3 separate regions of the Mus musculus genome follow, and regions 2 and 3 are each linked to region 1. The links are chromatin loops, found by intact Hi-C in ENCODE. Cell type or tissue: left cerebral cortex. All regions are shown on one strand. Each heading gives the region's core, and the rest is flanking DNA. Links, peaks and the distances in the headings are about the cores only.

Region 1 (5,327 bases), core at 90-5,089:
AATATTAATTTTAATTTTAATTAAAACATCATCTGGAAAAGAGAAAGTTGTTCAAGAGACCTCCCATACATCCTGGTGATTAAGTTAGTGATGGTGTATTATTTCCTTGAACATTGCCAAGAGAGTAGCTCTTTAGTGTTCCTTACCATGCAAAGATCATACACACACACACACACACACACACACACACACAAAAACATACACACATACATACACACACACACACACACACACACATACACACACAAACACACACACACACACACACACACACACACACACACACACACATACACACACACAAACACACACATATACACACACACAAACACACACATACACACACACACACACACACACACACACACACGTCTTAAATAGCTCGGCTTAGCCATATACATTATTTACATAGGTCAAGAGAACATGTGGTATATATACCATAACTATGTAGAATCAACTTGCCAATTAAAATACATAGACAAATGTAAACCACAAACCCTTACTTACCTAACAAAAGGCCCCGCAGAGATGGCTGCTGTGCTGGGCAGTTGACAGAGGAGCAGCCCCTGTGATGAGGGCCTGGCGGGTTGGGCAGCCTGCTGGGTTGCAACTAGAAGCTCACTGTACTTGACAGGGACACTCAGCAGAAGCCAGGGCCCTAGGTGAAGGCACCACCACTTCACCTGTGGCCCTTTCACGGGTGGCCTGGGAACTTCCGTGTGACATACTTCTGTCTTCTGTGTTCCCTCTTCCAGCAGCAAAAATGTTGATTTTTGAGAATCGGGGAAAGGAAAGTTCTTGTTGAGCCCTGTGTTTCCCCTTCTTATTAGTATATTGCAGTTGTGTAAAATAACGAGTTATTCTGCCACGTTCATCCACGTCCGTGCTGAACTCTCTATGAGAGCCTGGTCATCGGTGATGTTTCTGCAACTGCTGGCTTGCTCCCAAACTCTTCTGTCTTCCAGTCTGACTGCTTCTCCCTGAGACTCTTAAGACCAGCAGGCTCACTTTATTCATCTGCTTCCTGGGCATACATTGATGCTGACCAACCTTCCCCCTCCCCCATCCCTCTATTCCCCTCATCCTCCCCCACCCCCCCTGCCATGTAGCATGGCAGTGCCCCACCCAGTCCTCTGTCAACTGTTTGGCTTTAATTCTCAACAGCAAAGCTGGACTTCATTGTTAAATTTAAGAAAACAGCCTATGGTGCATGACATGCAAGAAGGGGCGGAGTTAGCGAGGTAACTGGCTGAGAGGCACCACCGTGAATCCCCAGATTCCTCTGTGGACTCCCCCCTCTCTGCAAGGCGTCTCCCCACACTAGTCATATCCCATGGCTGTGGATTTCTGACATGCTACATAGATACATGTGCCACATGTGTTTATTGAGCTCACATTATCAAAGAAAGCACCAACTGCTTGCAGAAAAGGAGCTGAACTCTTGGATAAAAGCACAAGTGAGATTTTTTACTCTGCTTTTGTGGAGTTTTCCCGGACTTGTTTGAAGACAGAGGCACATGGCCACTTCAGATGTAGAGGGTAGAGGGCAGTCATAGGGCAAGAGGAAACAACAGAGCGGCAATGGGAAGCCAGAAGGTTGGGGACAGTACCTATGCTCTACTCAAGGCCCTCCAGGACCCTGGATCACGCTCTCTGGCTAAGGACAGTGGAAGGAATCACATGCAGAGGTTCAGGTGCGATGGATATGCGCTAGGATTGCAAGTGAGAAGTATCCACTGGGCATACACTCTCACAGAGCTCCTGCCTGTAATCCTTAGTGTGCTAACGGAGTAATAGCTACAATAAACACTGTCTAGTAGTTGTCGTGCAGAGCAGGTGATCTGGGAGTGGTTCCTAGGTGGGAAAGAACTGTGCGCTGATTGATGCACAGGACTACGTGGCTGGCATATGGGAACTTTCTGTTGAGCTGAAGATTTCTGCTGAATCTTAATGCTGCTCTACAAAGTAAAATCTACTTCAAAGAAATACAAAGAAAAAGAAAAGGAAAAAAAAAAAACTTAAGAGGGAGAAAAAGGGCAGGGTGACAGTTGGCACTGATTTTTCCGTTTACAGAGAGAGTGTGTCCCTGTTCTTACACCTGGGGCCAGTCCACTTCTAACCAAACAATCCTGGTTTGTGACTGATACAACAGTTTATGTCCATTGCTGGCTACATAGATGTTGGAATGAACAGAAAGTGGGAAAAGTGAAAGTGGCTACAGGGCGTGGGTGTCTCTGTTCACACCTGGGTGCCGGGTCTGAGCAGCTGCCTCTGCTATTGCTGGACTGGAGGCGCAGGTCTAGTGCGGTCTGTTTCACGTCTCTAGACTGAGCAACCAAATCACCCCGCCTAGTCTTCTGGTTTCTGAGGGTTTGGCTGTGCACAGCCCAGCACCTGTCAGAGCCCTCCACCCCAGATCATCCCCTTATCTGTCATGCTTTTCTGTGCTCAACGTGGTATTTCCTTTCCGTTGGACAGGAAAATGCCCAGATCATCAGGGAAGTGGAAGTAGACAAGGTCACTGCACTCTCTAGAGACCAGGTGGCAGCCATCAAGCAGCTGTGGCTGGATCCCGGAATCCAGGAGTGTTACGACAGGAGGAGGGAGTACCAGCTGTCAGACTCTGCCAAATAGTGAGTACTCAGCCGGCAGCTGCTGCTAAGCCAACTCTGCAAGGCTTCACTTCCCAGGAGGCAGAGAGGCAGGGGGTGTGGGTGGGGGTGGGTGGGGGAGTGAGGATGTGTGTGGGTGGGTGTTTCCCCTGACCTCCTGGCCTGCTTCTTGGCCTCTTCTCCCCTAATTCTCTGTCCCAGATGTCCCTTGGGGTTAGCAGCCACCTTCTCTCACCCAATTAAGTTGGAGATTCCTTTAGTGGAACGGATCTAAGTTTTGGAGCAGAGGTTATGATTTAAGCAAAGAACACACCTGCCTGTGGTTTTTCCGCTTTCTTCCTCTCTGTATCCCTCTGGAAACTGCAGGCGGGCTTAGGCTTTGCTTAAATTGGTTGCCGATCTTGTAGTGCCCTCTAGTGATAGACATTGGCATTGCAAGACCAGCACACAGGCCTCTCGGCTGGCTTATTTGACCCTCTCAGAAAGTCAACCACTTAATGTATTTGGGATCCATAAAGCTTTAGATTTAAACCATCAACATCATCAAAATTTCTATCGCATACTATCTTGGAGATATCACAACATTTCTTCTTTCTTAAGAGTCCCCTAGGGCTGGCTGTGACCCACAGGTGACTGAGCACACAGCTTACTTCTTGGGGTTGCAGCTTGTTTATGCTCCTGCAGTTTGGTTCCTCCTCCCAGGACCACGAAACTCCCCAAACCCACTCCGTTCCTTTTACATGTTGGCCTCTTCCTGAACTAGCTTGGACTGGACAAAGCAGCTGTCAGGGAAGGCATCGTTAAGGCCCATGGCTTTTAATGACTTTGCCTAGACATTTGTCCCATGCAGCACTCAGTTCAATCCAGCTTGGCACAATTGATCTAATTACATCAGCAGAAAAGCACGATGTCGGGGGGCAGGGTGGGGGGAGAAGGAAAGAAACCACTAAGACGCTAGACTGGCAGCAGAGAGGGGAGGAAGCTAGCCTCCCAATGAGATGAGCATTCTGTCCAAAAGCTAGTGGGTTCTCCTGTTTCCTCCCAGAAGCGGCCCACTGTTACTGGCTCTGAGATGAGCCTCTGGATTTACATCCATTTGGAGAACGCTTGCCAGAATGACTGTAAGATTAACTCAGCGTAAATCTTGAAAACAGAAGCAAGTCCGCTCGCTGCCAGGCGTGTGAGGGGTGACTGGGGAGGTGAACAGAGTTGTACAGAAGACAATAGCATTTAATAAGGGAAGTAGTTGCCAGCCTTGAGCGTCATGGATATGGTGGTTACATGCCTAGCTACCAGCACTGGAGAAGTGAGAGCAGGGGGTCAAACATTCTTAGACATTCTCAGTCAGGTGAGTTTCAGGTCAGCAGGCAACCTGAGTTAGACCCTGTCTCAAAATAGCAAAAAAAGCAAAATGAAACAGAACAACAACCCCCACCCCCACTATGACATAAGTTACTTGTGCATTTTCTTGGTCCAAGTCAGTGGTTCTCAGTCATCTGCTAGTAATGTCTGCGTAATTAGATGTCATTTATACTGTGCAAATGAGTGTACCAGATAGTGTGCTAAGGGCTATGTGGCAACCAGTTAGTGACCTCTAATCTCAGACAATGTAGTCTGCTGGTTCAGTCAATCAATCAATTAATCAATCACTGTAGTGTGTCTTCCTTGCCTCCCACTTAACCTAATTTTGGACCGCTTTCCAGAGTCCCTAGCAGATGCTCCAAATCACAAATGATACTGCATTCTGTATTTGTTCTTTACATACATAAGCATGATAAAATGAACTTATAAACGTAACAGCAAGAGATGGACACAGGCTAAAACTAAGGTAGTTAAGAATAGAGCTACTCGTTATTGGCAGTGTGACCCCATGACACAGTGTGAGAGCTGCGACAGCTAATGAGTGACTGGCAGGTGGGCAGTGTACACAGTGTGGCTACACTAGAAAACGTGTGTTTCCCCCCTTGGCACAGCCACCGATGTTATCTTACTACTCAGAATGGCACTAGACTGAAAACTTATGAGTTCTTGTCCTTAGCTTTGCAGAACACAAAAATCATTTCAAAGACGGATCATTTATTTCTGGCATTATTTTCACATTTCCTAAATTTGGGTCATAAATGGCCATGGGCATTTGTAAGCGTGAGGTGGAACATTGGATAAAGGGAGAAGACTGAGTGCAGTAAAATAATAAGCTGGGGAGCAGGCCCAGCATTTTAAATCTCTAGGTGGTGCTACAGAGAGCAGCAGAGCCACCCACTCCATTGCTAGTGAGGTCTTTTGTAAGGACTTGAGTGATTAAACAACTTTTGAAGACACAGTCTGGAGCCTAGGCTGGCCTTGAACTCTCCACATAGTTCAGCATAACCCTGAACTTCTGGTCCTCCTAGCTTTCCTCCTGAATTCTGGGATTGCAGACATGTGCCACCACATCTGTTGTAGAAGGTGCTAAGGAATTACCCCGGGTTGTGTGCATACCAGGCAAGCACTCTGACACCCGAGCTTCACAGCCTGTCTGAAGGGCTTTTGTTTTTGTTTTTGTTTTTTTAGTTCTTAGAACTTTAAAGGTAACTATATGCATAAGAAAGACACTCATATTGATTTATAGAATGCAATTATGTTTAACTTCTCCTACACAATCTTGACCAGAAACTTGGTACATGGTTTCTAATTAAAAAAATAATAACAACAACAACAACAACAACAAAAACCCTG
Region 2 (5,327 bases), core at 154-5,153, 600 kb before region 1:
GATGTCTGTCTCTTTATGGGGTCCAGGTGAGGAAGCTGCACAGTTTCCCCAGCCTAGTGTGTCTGGTAAGTCCTTGGGTCTAGTTTCCCTGGCATAGTTTAAGTATGGCCGTGCTTGTTAGTTCTCATTACCTTGACATAAATTGGGGTCACCAGGGTAGAGGGAACTTATTCTGAGAAAAATGACTCATCAGATTAGCCTATAGGCAAGCCGTAGGGTATTTTCTTGATGATAGGGGTGGGCAGCCCATGGTGAGCAGTACCCACGCCCAGGCACGAGGTTCTGAATTGTATTAAAACAAAACAACAACAACAAAACAAAACCAACAAAAACCCGAGCAAGCCCTGAAAAGCAAGGCAGTAGGCAGTGCTCCTCCACAGTCTCTGCTTCAGTTCTTGCCTTGTTTGAGTTACCATCCCAACTGCCCACCGTGATGGGCTGTGTTTGGGACTCTGAGCGAAATAAATGCTTCCCCCCACCAAGTTGCTTTTACCATGGTCCTTATCACAGCAATAGAAAGCAAACTAGAACAACTCCGGTGTATACTTACAGTCTTAATTCACCAAAGCAAAACTTTAGGGTAACATCCTTTCTCCGTCCAGGAATGCATAATGTATCCATTTTCTGCATGGGTTAGGATGTCCTCAAAATGGTATCAAACGCTGCTTGTAAAATGGAGTTTCTCAAGGCAAGGCACAGCCTGAAAGCCCACCGCTTTACCCATTGTGGATTAGCTAACTTAGAGCAGGAAACAGCTGACGTCAGCATCACTATGCCCATCTTAGAGATAGGAAGGTTTGGAGAATTCGAAGAATTTAACTCAGCCCAAACAGCTAGTATCACTACAAGTTACACTTCTGGATCACCGTCTGGACTTGCAGAGGATAGAAGATGGGTCACTCGCAAAGGAAGTCAACTAAGAGTTTTTAGTACTTGGCTATATCTTTACTCAAACCGGGGTCAAGCAGATATCACAGTTATCTAGCTGATCTACTTCCTGTGCTGTCCAGAGAGAATATAGGACAAGCCAGAGAAAATATAAAAAGATCCTGGATTCTATTATGAAATAGAAGGCTACCACAAAAGGTTTCAGATGTCTCCAGTAAGGCACTGGGGACTGAGAAGTGTTCCAGTAATGAAATGCGGTTACTACAGCCCCCTTTAAGCTTGGGGGATTGTCATTATTTTGCTCTCAAGTCTGTATCTAGGCAGAGAACAGCAGGGACAGTTGTCACCAGCAATCGGGATATGCTGCCACACCTCACCTCAGCAGCAGATGCCCGAGGAGGTCTATTCAGAAACCTCCATCTGGGCAAACTGGGGTCCATGGCTTCAACAAAGAGATGAATTTCAGAGCTAACCAAATGTAAAGCAAAGCTAGGAGAGAGAGAGAGAGAGAGAAGCAAGCACCAGTGGGACAAGTGTGGTCTTCCCTGTCTAAGAACGTCTTCTGTTGCTGGGTGTGGTGGTGCACACCTTTAATCCCAGCACTTGGGAGGCAGAGGCAGGCGGATTTCTGAGTTCGAGGCTAGCCTGGTCTACAAAGTGAGTTCCAGGACAGCCAGGGCTATATAGAGACGCACCCCCTCCCCCCCAAAAAACATCTTCTGTCTTTCCAATGGGTGTGTATATTGTGGCTTTCTAGCTTGATGTCTCTAAAGGTTGCCCAGAAACCAGTTTCCCTCTTTCTAACGTTGCCCAAAGCATGTAATTCATAAGAGGGTTAAAGGCTCAGCAGACAGGATTGTAGTAGATTTATGAGACATGCTCTTTGGGTTTAAAGGAGAGGAGACTGCCAGAGACCAGGCTGTGTTCACTCTACGTTGTTTAAAGCAGTGATTTTTCAGACCGTTCCTCACCCCGAGAGACTCCATTTTACAAGCAGCCTTGACTCCATTTTGAGGACAGCGGATGGCTGTGTGCCAGGGTAGAAACGCAAACAATGCCATCTGTCAGGCAGCACCCAGGCAGCGCAGGCTGATAAACAGCTTATTTCTGGCTGTAGACACAGTGCCACCCAGAAGCTTAGCTGGGTAAACCAAGACTATAGGGATACATGGATGCCATTTAAGCCACGTCAGTGACACTAGACTGTTTATGTGTGTGAAGCTAAGTGTCTGGCCATTGTTAGAGCTCAGAAAGCACTAGGTGACTCCTCGTTAGACAAAAGGGTTAAGACTTCCCCCCTAAAGAAAAGAATCTCACTGGCGGAAGTGGAATTTGCAAAGCGTATCCCTGCTTAGTAACCAGCTGTACAACCACGCGGCTCTGGAGTCTCCATTCCTTTGCATCTAGTAGGAGACAGCAAATATTTATAAAGGTAACAGAATCCTGGTTGCCACAGCTCACAAAAACATATGTGTTAAAACAGATGGCATGTAGCCAGGAGTAACTCTGAAACTGACAAGTTGAAATGATTATTTTTTTTAGCAAGCCTCAGACCCCCCCCCACCCCTTAGAAAACAAATCAAAACAAAAGGAAAAAAATCAGCACCAAATGTTTAAATCTGTAACAAAATAATATATTTTTCTGATACAAAAATATATCGCCACAAGTGCTCATTCGGTCACGAAGCTGAGATCTTTGGTGGGTCTGTTTGGGGTCTACAGGATTTTCTGGATTAAGGAATACTTAGTTGCCCCGCAGGAGCCAAGCTTCCGAGTCTTGATATTTTTATAGCTGAGATTCTGAGTTCTCTTTACCAGTAGCTTTTACTGAGCCTTGTACATGCATCAGAAATTCAGACAACTTATGAATTGAAATAAACGTGAATTTTGTCTACATAGGTTTTCAAGTTAAAAGAATTTCTCTCTCTCTCTCTCTCTCTCTCTCTCTCTCTCTCTCTCTCTCTCCCTCTCTCTCTCTCTCTCTGTGTGTGTGTGTGTGTGTGTGTGTAGGCGTCTGTGGCAAGTGACTTTACCTGTGGAGCCTGTCTCTCATCTCTCTGCTGCTGCCAGCCCCTGCCCCTCCCCTACGCCTATTGCAGTTTATTTTTAAGGAATGTTACTGCTCTACTGGTAAATAACTGTTCCTCCCTTCATCTTGCTAAAGTTAACCGACTGAATGCTAAATGGAAGCAACCAAAACCCATGCTTGCAGATTTTCACACTTGATTCATCTGGATTTCCTCCTTTGCCTTTGGTGTAGTGGTGAATACTTGATTCTGCCGCTAGGTGGCAGTGTTTATAGTCCCAAACCAGGCAAACACTGCCCCCAGACTCTTCTCTAGCAACTTTTAAGCCAGACCTCCTGGTTTCAGCTCCCTAGGAGACAACCTGTTATACAGCAAGGATGGAGAGAGTGTTCAGAATAAAAACTTTTTTCCCTTGTCCACTGTACGTTGCAAAACTGGTAGATTTGTAGTGTAAAGCATGGAGTTGCTCAAGGAACTGAAGAAACAAAACAAAAACAAACTATCCCTTGCAAAGACTGACATGTTTGTACAGTGATTGGCGGTGGCATAGCATTAATTTCACTGGCAACAAAGTGTTCCTAGCATTGTCGTTACCAAACATCTATGCATAATGTGCCAAAGACTACAAATTAAAAAATTTCAAAACAGAGTGTCTCCTCAGAACCCCAAGTTCCAAACAGAATGGACTCATGTTGTAAATAAAAATACCGAGCACTCAGTTAGATTTGAATTCCAGATACACAATGAATAAATCATCTTAGTCCAGTTATGACCTAAGCAATACTTAGAACTTACCCAGTAGGTCTACATGTCCATGAGCCTTGTACCTGTAAATTCAAACAACTATAGATGAAAAGCATTCAAGGAAAGAATTATATCTGTACTGAGCCAAGTCTTTCTGGGTATTCTTTCAAAAGTGCCGCACGGGGATTATGTGTGCACCGTCTTCCTAATATTACAAACTGATGATTTAAAGAATGTGCAAGGATATGCCCAGATATGTGCAAATCCTCTTCCATTTGCATGAGCTGCCGTTTTATCAAAGGTAACTTTATATAATTAGCATCCAAGGATTTGGGTTAGGGGTGGGTAGAGTAGGTGAAGGGTGGTCTTGGGATCAAGACCATGGATATAATGGGGACAGCTGTACTGAAAACAGTCTATTCATCCAGTATTTCTATATCATGGCCCTGGTTCCTGAATTTTGTTTTAGTTTTGATACAAGGTCTGACTGTATAGCTCACATAGACAGCAAACTTAGTGATTCTTCTGTGTTAGGTGCCCGAGGCCTACGATTGCCGCCATACTGGGCTGTTTCTAGTGGCATCTTCAGGTGACCTCAGATCACACTTTCAAACAGGAAGTCCAGGATGTGAAACACTTTTAAAATGTTTATCATTTACTGTATTCTTATTTTGAGAACTTCCTCTTTGATTCCGTAGCCCACTTCTTAGTGGGTTCCTTATTGTCTTTATTTTTATTTCTGAATTCTTTGTATATACTAACTACCAATCCATTAAATGCACAGCCAGCAGAGGTTTTCTTCCCCGTTCTGTGGGCCACCTTTTCACTTGAATTTCTTTTGCCTTATAGAACTTATTAATTGTTGTATCTTTACTGTATTTGATGTATTTGACTATGTTGCCTGAATGTGTGTCTGCTTAACTTGCACGCCTGGTGCCCACAGAGGCAAGAAAGGCCATCAGAGTCACAGGAACAAAGTAACAGATATTTTAAGTTGCCTTGTGTGTGCTGGGAACCAAGTGAGTGCCCTTTGGAAGAGCGGCCAGTACTCTGTCTCACCACTCAGCTGTCTTACCAGCCCCTCAGAATCTTTTTGTTTGCATGAGATCTTACTTGTGAATTGTTGGTTTTAACTTCCTGTATTGTGGGACTCTGAAGAAGCACATACCCGTGTCTATAAGTCAAAGCATATACACCTTGTTATCTTCTACCAGGATACATACAAATTATATACTATATTGTATTTATTATAATATATTATATTTATATTATATATTACATACATACATACATATATTACACACACACACACACATATAGGAGTTGAGTTTTGTGTGGGGTGCAAGAAGAGGGTCTGTTTCTGTTTTCTACACGTTGAAAGCCAGGTTTTCAAGTACTATTTCTTGACGATACTGTCTTTTCTTCAATGTGTAATTTTGGTGTCTTTGTCAAAAATCAGTTAGCACTATTTGCAGGGACTAACCAGGGTACTCTATTCTAGTCTATTCTATTCTACTCTAAATTTGTCTGTCTGGTTTAGTGTTGGTACCATGGTATTTTTAATACCATAAGTCTGTAGTATAATTTGAAACAAAGAATAAATAAATACCCCCTGCAGTATTATTTTTGTTCAAGATTGCACTAACAATCTTTGGCTTTCAGGCCGTG
Region 3 (5,327 bases), core at 51-5,050, 160 kb before region 1:
AAAGGGGACAGGGTGCACCAACGCCTTCAGAGGACACAACAGTACATTTGTCTGAGATTCGTTAGCAGGGCAGGCAAGGAAGTTAAGCTAAAGGAGATACACGATCTTTGGCTTCTGAAAGCCACTATCATGGAATGATGCTTCTTATGGAAAACAAGATAGTGAGGTCTCAACTTTAATTCTTTCGGGTGGGCCACAGCTCAGTACATCTTGTTACCAGAATCCCCAGCACCTGGCATTAGGCTGGCATTAGGCTGGCAGGGGCCCAGTGAGCATCCTAAGGACCCGTACAGTTATCTGACTGTGAAGCTCAGCACTTGGCAGCCAAGATGGGGGCTGTGAGTAATGAGGTGCAACTAAAGTAGATGGGAATGATGAGGAGAAGTGTTGCCCATGAGTAAGCGCTTCCTTTAAAGCCAGCCTTTCCTGGAAAGGTGCTTCAAATATCATGTCATGAAATCATCCTGATCTCGTACCCTAGGTCTGAGAGATGATGTGAAAGAGAAACAAATAAGTACAGGAATAGGAAACTAACTGCCTTGTGCTGTCCGTTGTATGGTTCTCAGGAGCTTTTGATGTCCCCCAAAATAAAGTTCACATTTATTTTAACATCTTTAAAAATGTGTTTTATGTGTATGGGTATTTTGCCTACATGTATGTCTGCACACCACATGTGTGCAGCACATGCAGAAGCAAGAAGAGGGTGTTGAATTCCCTGGAACTGGAGTTTACAGTTGTGAGCCACCTAGTGGGTGCTGGCAATGGAACCTGGTCCTAAGCCAGGGCTTTTAACTGCTAAGCCAGCTCTACAATCCCTTGCCTTTTTTTTTTTTTTTAAGTGTGAAAAATCATTGAAGAAATGATTAAATGTTAGAGTTGGGTGAGTCCCCTGAATGGATTCTAGTCCATTGCTCTGCTCACGGTTAAGGAAAGTGCAATCTAAACATGACGGGAGGGGCTTCGGGTACCTCTATCAGATAATTTAAAATCAGCCAGCCAGTTTTGACTCAGAGCAGCTAACCTTCCTGATATAAGTACTCTATGCTCTTAAAAATGCAGGTGTGTATTCTCCCCATACCATTTCCGTTGTACTGCTTATATGTTTGTGCCTTGTCTTTTCTGCCGGATGTGTTTTGAAGATTCTCCCCAGTTTGTTGTTCTTCTGTCGTCATGAGTGAACGGTGGGAATGCAGTGTACTGAGTTCGTGGCTACTCAGCTACAATGGCATATGGATGCTTCCAAGTGTTCTTATACAAGCTAGAATGGTTATGCTATCATTGGAAGGTATGATTTTTTTTCCAGTGCTGGATGTTAAATGCACAGAGGGCTTTATCACTGAGCTACATCCCCAGCCCTGAGGTAGATGGTGACACCACGATGCTGTATGCAGGCTGTCATTCACCCAAACATCCTAAGGTGTTATTCATTGGGACATAATGTTACTCATAGATCACCTTAATGGATACATAATATTGTCCTATGTGGACCAAACATAGTTAATTTGGCTTATTTCCTGCTGTTGACATTTTACTCATTGAGTTTGTATTGTTAGCTGAAGATAGAGATCTTTGCTTATAAACCTGTGGGACTTCTTCAGCACCGTGTCCTATACAAGGAATACGGGTTTGATCAAATGAATGGGAACACTGAAGGGTTCCGGTAGGTACCAAGGGTTCCGGTAGGTACCGCCAAGTTCGCCAGGGACGATCTGTCAGGATCTGTTTTGGAAGGCTAGTAACTGGAGACTGAACAGGTCAGTTATTCCAGTTAACTTGGAATTCAGATTTGCTCTGGTTTTAATATCTGTGGAAGACTAAAAGCCGTGATTGAGATGTTAGTTTGAGGAGCCAATGGTGGTGTTCTCAACACCTGTAGGAGCTAAAGGGAAAAGTGGGTGACAGATTACAGAGAGAAAAAAAATCCAGAAACTTTCCAGTAGGGGACACTGTTGTCGTCAATTATGCTTGGAAGGATACTAAAATACAGGGCATTTTAAAGCCTGATTGGTCCGCACTTCTTAAACTGTAAAGTAAATAAGACTTAGCAGCCAGATAACATTAGCTGCCAAGTTCTTATATAATGACCACAGCGCCCCACTTCTGCTTCCATTGCTCTTCACGGAGGAAGAATTAGCGTCTGATTCCGTAACCGTGCACATGTCATATGCCAACTTGAATAGAAGGCAAAGAAGATTTGCTCTGGTCCCGAGGATCCCTTATCCGCACCTTTAAATCTGCACAGACAAAATCAGAGTAGTTTGCTTTGTGCAAACTTTGTGCATTTGAGTTGTCAGGGGTTCTTTCAGATTTCCTACATCCACACGCAGAGTTCCAGGAGCTGTCCCGAGGCGGCAGTCTGGCTGCAGGGCTGGGCAGGGAACTGGCCAGGTGTGCCGGGAAGGTGCCAACTCTTTCTACAAACAGAAGTCTTTTCCATCATCAAATGCAAAGCAGCCAGCCGTTTTCCTTCACCCCTCCAGTCCCTGGCCCCCTCATCCGGTGCCAGGAGGTAGGACCGGCTGGGAGGCGTTAACTAGCCCTTTGCTCTTTTGCCAGACCCCGGAAGGCAGCTGCAGTTCCTACGCCAGCCAGCAGGCCCATCTGCACTAGGCAGGCAAACTACAAGCTGACCCAAGGCTTGCACTAAGCCCAAATTGAGTTGTGGCATCCGGGAAGCAGAGGGAGCCAGTCTAGAAACCCCAAGTGTGAGCGGTGGAGAAGCTGGTGGGCAAAGCTCAGCCTCAGGTGGGAAAAGAGGCCTGAGCCTAGCTGCTGGCATGCGGTGTGTGAACGGGCTGCAGACGTTTGGCTCGGGTCTGCTAGTGCGCTGCCTCCACCCCTGGCACTGAGGCTGGGAGTTGACGAAACTCCCTCACCTGTCGGAACCCGGATCTGGCAGCGGGAAGGGGGCTGGCAGCCAGTGTCTGCTGGTTACAGCAAGCTTGGCAAGTGGCCCTGCCTGCACTAGGGCGCCACCGCCAAGGAGGCAGGTGTGAGACTACTCTGCGACCCAGCCTCTTGTTGCTATCCTTTGTCCCCAGGCACCGTCGGCTTGGGGTAGGACTTCAGGCAACTCCTGCAGCCTTGGCTGCAGGTTCGAGACGCTCCGCCCCCTCCTGTCACATAGAGCGGTCAGTGCTGGAGGAACCTTCCATTCCGCAAAAGTCTACGGGTTGAGGTTTTCGGAACTTTGCAAACAGGGACTAGCTGGCCCTTTATTTGCAAGCCAGGCCACACCTGCTGCTAGCCTGCGACACCCTACAGTCCCGGAGAGACCATTCTAGCAGCAGCACCGACGCCCCAACTTTTGATTCGCGGTGTGCGTTGCCTACCTGGGTACCCAGCTACAGTGTCCGGGGACGCACATCTTCTGGAGACAGCGCCAATCACACTGCCCAGTTCGCTCTTCTCTCCCTCCCAAGCGCGGGGTTGGGTGCCTGATCCCGGACCACACAAGCGCTCAGGACTCGCCTGACCTCGGAACTGCCTTCGAGAAAGCGTTAGCCTAGGAGATCCGAGCCTCTTTCTCCATACCATAGTTGGTTCAGGTGGTTTCCTCTTCAAACCTTGCGTCTGGCGCGGATAATCCGCGCGGCCGGGCGTTAAGCTCCAGGTCCCTGTCGCTCCGTCGAGGTGGCAAGCCATGGCCGGCTGCTGCTGTTTGTCTGCGGAGGAGAAAGAGTCTCAGCGCATCAGCGCGGAGATCGAGCGGCAGCTTCGCCGCGACAAGAAGGACGCGCGCCGGGAGCTCAAGCTGCTGTTGCTGGGTGAGTGGCCGCCTTTATCCAGCGCGCAGCTCTGGTGTTCTCGTCCCGGCTCTTTCCCGTCCCAACAAGCCTGCCGGGTGGCGTGCTGAGTTTCTCTATGTCCCTTCAGGGAACCGGTCTTTTTGCACCTGGGGAGCTGGGCCACCTTCGATCGTAGACTCCTGATATCTCAGAGCAGGCCAGGGCTCAACTCCTGGACCCTTGTCAGTTTCTCTCCCCCCCCCCCCAACCCGGGGCCTGCTCGCTTTTGCCCTTGGGCTCCCAGCAGGCGGCTGCTGCGGGAACCCCCAAACTTAGTTGTTGGTGGGTGGTGGGGAACGGCCTGCCTCGCAGTTTAGGTTCGGTTCTTGTTGAGGGTCTGACTGCAGGGGCCACGTGCAGCATAGTTTTTACCTGCCAGGTATGGTCATGGTGGGAAGGCTCTGTCCTCACTGTAGAGGAAACCCTAGAAACTGACAAACTGGAGAAAAGGGGAAAATGATAGCAAGTGCGCCTCGGAAGTGACACCCCTACTGCTATTCTCTCTTCTGACACCAGGACCTTCTGCTGATGACACCGGAGCCTGCATCAAGAGAGTAGCTTTAAGTCTCCCTTGGCCCACCTTAGTTTAACTTCAATGTCCAGGCTATCTCTACCAGTGCCTCCTTAGGCTTTTAGAAGGCCTTTGAAGAAGTGTTTTTAAAACAAAGAGAGAAGAGTTTAAAGTCTGATTAATTCCCCCAAGGCAAGGATCTCTTTCTTCTGGCCTGTAGAGTGTCATTCAGCCCCCATCCATTGTTGGACACTGGCCCTTTTCTTTCACCCCCATCCCCACCCCCAAAATAGCTGCTTGCATTTCCTCTGTCCTTTCAGGCTGGAGTCCTCTCTTTCACCATTTGTTTAATTATTTAATTAAGCAGTCCCTTTTGAAGACTGACTGAAGGAGAGGGCTTTTAGCCTGCACTGCCTTCACACCCGAGCAAGCCCTCCACTATGTAACTGGCTACTGCTGAGTTTAAAGGGCCTCCTTTGGTTTTCCTTAAACCTGCAAGTTCAAAGGGCTGACCACCCAGATTCCACACTCCTGATTCTTCTCTAAGGCCAGAGGAAAGTCCCTGCCAAAAGGACTCCTAGCTTACTATAAGCCAGTGAGGAGAGACCTGATTAGGGGAGTAAGCACCAAGGAAAGCTGTTTGCTGAGGCTGTAAAGACGCTGGGGACAGTAGCTTGAGGTCCACAGCTATACCTACGAGGTTCCTACAGTGGGTGGAGTGTGGGGTGGGGATGGGAAGGAAGGGCCACTTTCCACCCCTGGGGTCAGGGCTGTTCACCCAGACTTGGAATAGGCCTGGGAACTCTAGCTGAACCCTGCAGTCTGTCATCAAGTTCAGTTTGTCAAGTGTGGAGTATCACGTGAACACTAAGATGATTAACTATGCCTTCATTTGAGTTCAGATGGATACGGTCTCTTGTCAAGGGCAGACTAAACTTTAGTTCACTCGGAAATATTTAGATTCGTGTGAAGGACTGTTAGGACTATACTGAGGCTGGCCCCTTGTAAGGCAAATTATGTAGCAAGCC

What was found. Peaks named below come from ENCODE experiments on the same cell type or tissue, not always from the same donor. Only the 100,000 strongest peaks of a DNase experiment are listed, where the experiment ranks them.
Region 2: a loop joins it to region 1, with 11 times the contacts of the local background. A loop is called at or near these places in 7 of 42 quality-filtered maps.
Region 3: it touches region 1 in a loop (3-fold over the local background); 15 of 42 quality-filtered maps call a loop at or near these places.

Annotation. Positions count from the first base shown.
Region 1 is chr19:16,596,462-16,601,788 of GRCm38, forward strand. Gna14 (guanine nucleotide binding protein, alpha 14) reads left to right here. Exons shown (of 7, transcript NM_008137.4): 3 at 2,479-2,633. Among named protein-coding and RNA genes, the nearest start is that of Gm41811, 16 kb to the left of the region's middle. In left cerebral cortex, for the core only: CTCF peaks have their summits at 3,044 (motif pointing left) and 4,823; DNase peaks (open chromatin) are centred at 2,590 and 3,009.
Region 2 is chr19:15,995,164-16,000,490 of GRCm38, forward strand. The region is part of intron 2 of C130060C02Rik (RIKEN cDNA C130060C02 gene); the gene reads left to right. Among named protein-coding and RNA genes, the nearest start is that of C130060C02Rik, 13 kb to the left of the region's middle. In left cerebral cortex, for the core only: a CTCF peak has its summit at 3,176 (motif pointing right); DNase peaks (open chromatin) are centred at 1,289, 1,946, 2,220 and 3,152; H3K4me3 peaks cover 450 bases; H3K27ac peaks cover 686 bases.
Region 3 is chr19:16,433,051-16,438,377 of GRCm38, forward strand. It overlaps Gna14 (guanine nucleotide binding protein, alpha 14), which reads left to right and starts at 2,617. Exons shown (of 7, transcript NM_008137.4): 1 at 2,617-3,767. The coding sequence starts at 3,644. In left cerebral cortex, for the core only: CTCF peaks have their summits at 1,946 (motif pointing right) and 2,591; DNase peaks (open chromatin) are centred at 2,068, 2,645, 2,880 and 3,735; H3K4me3 peaks cover 1,694 bases.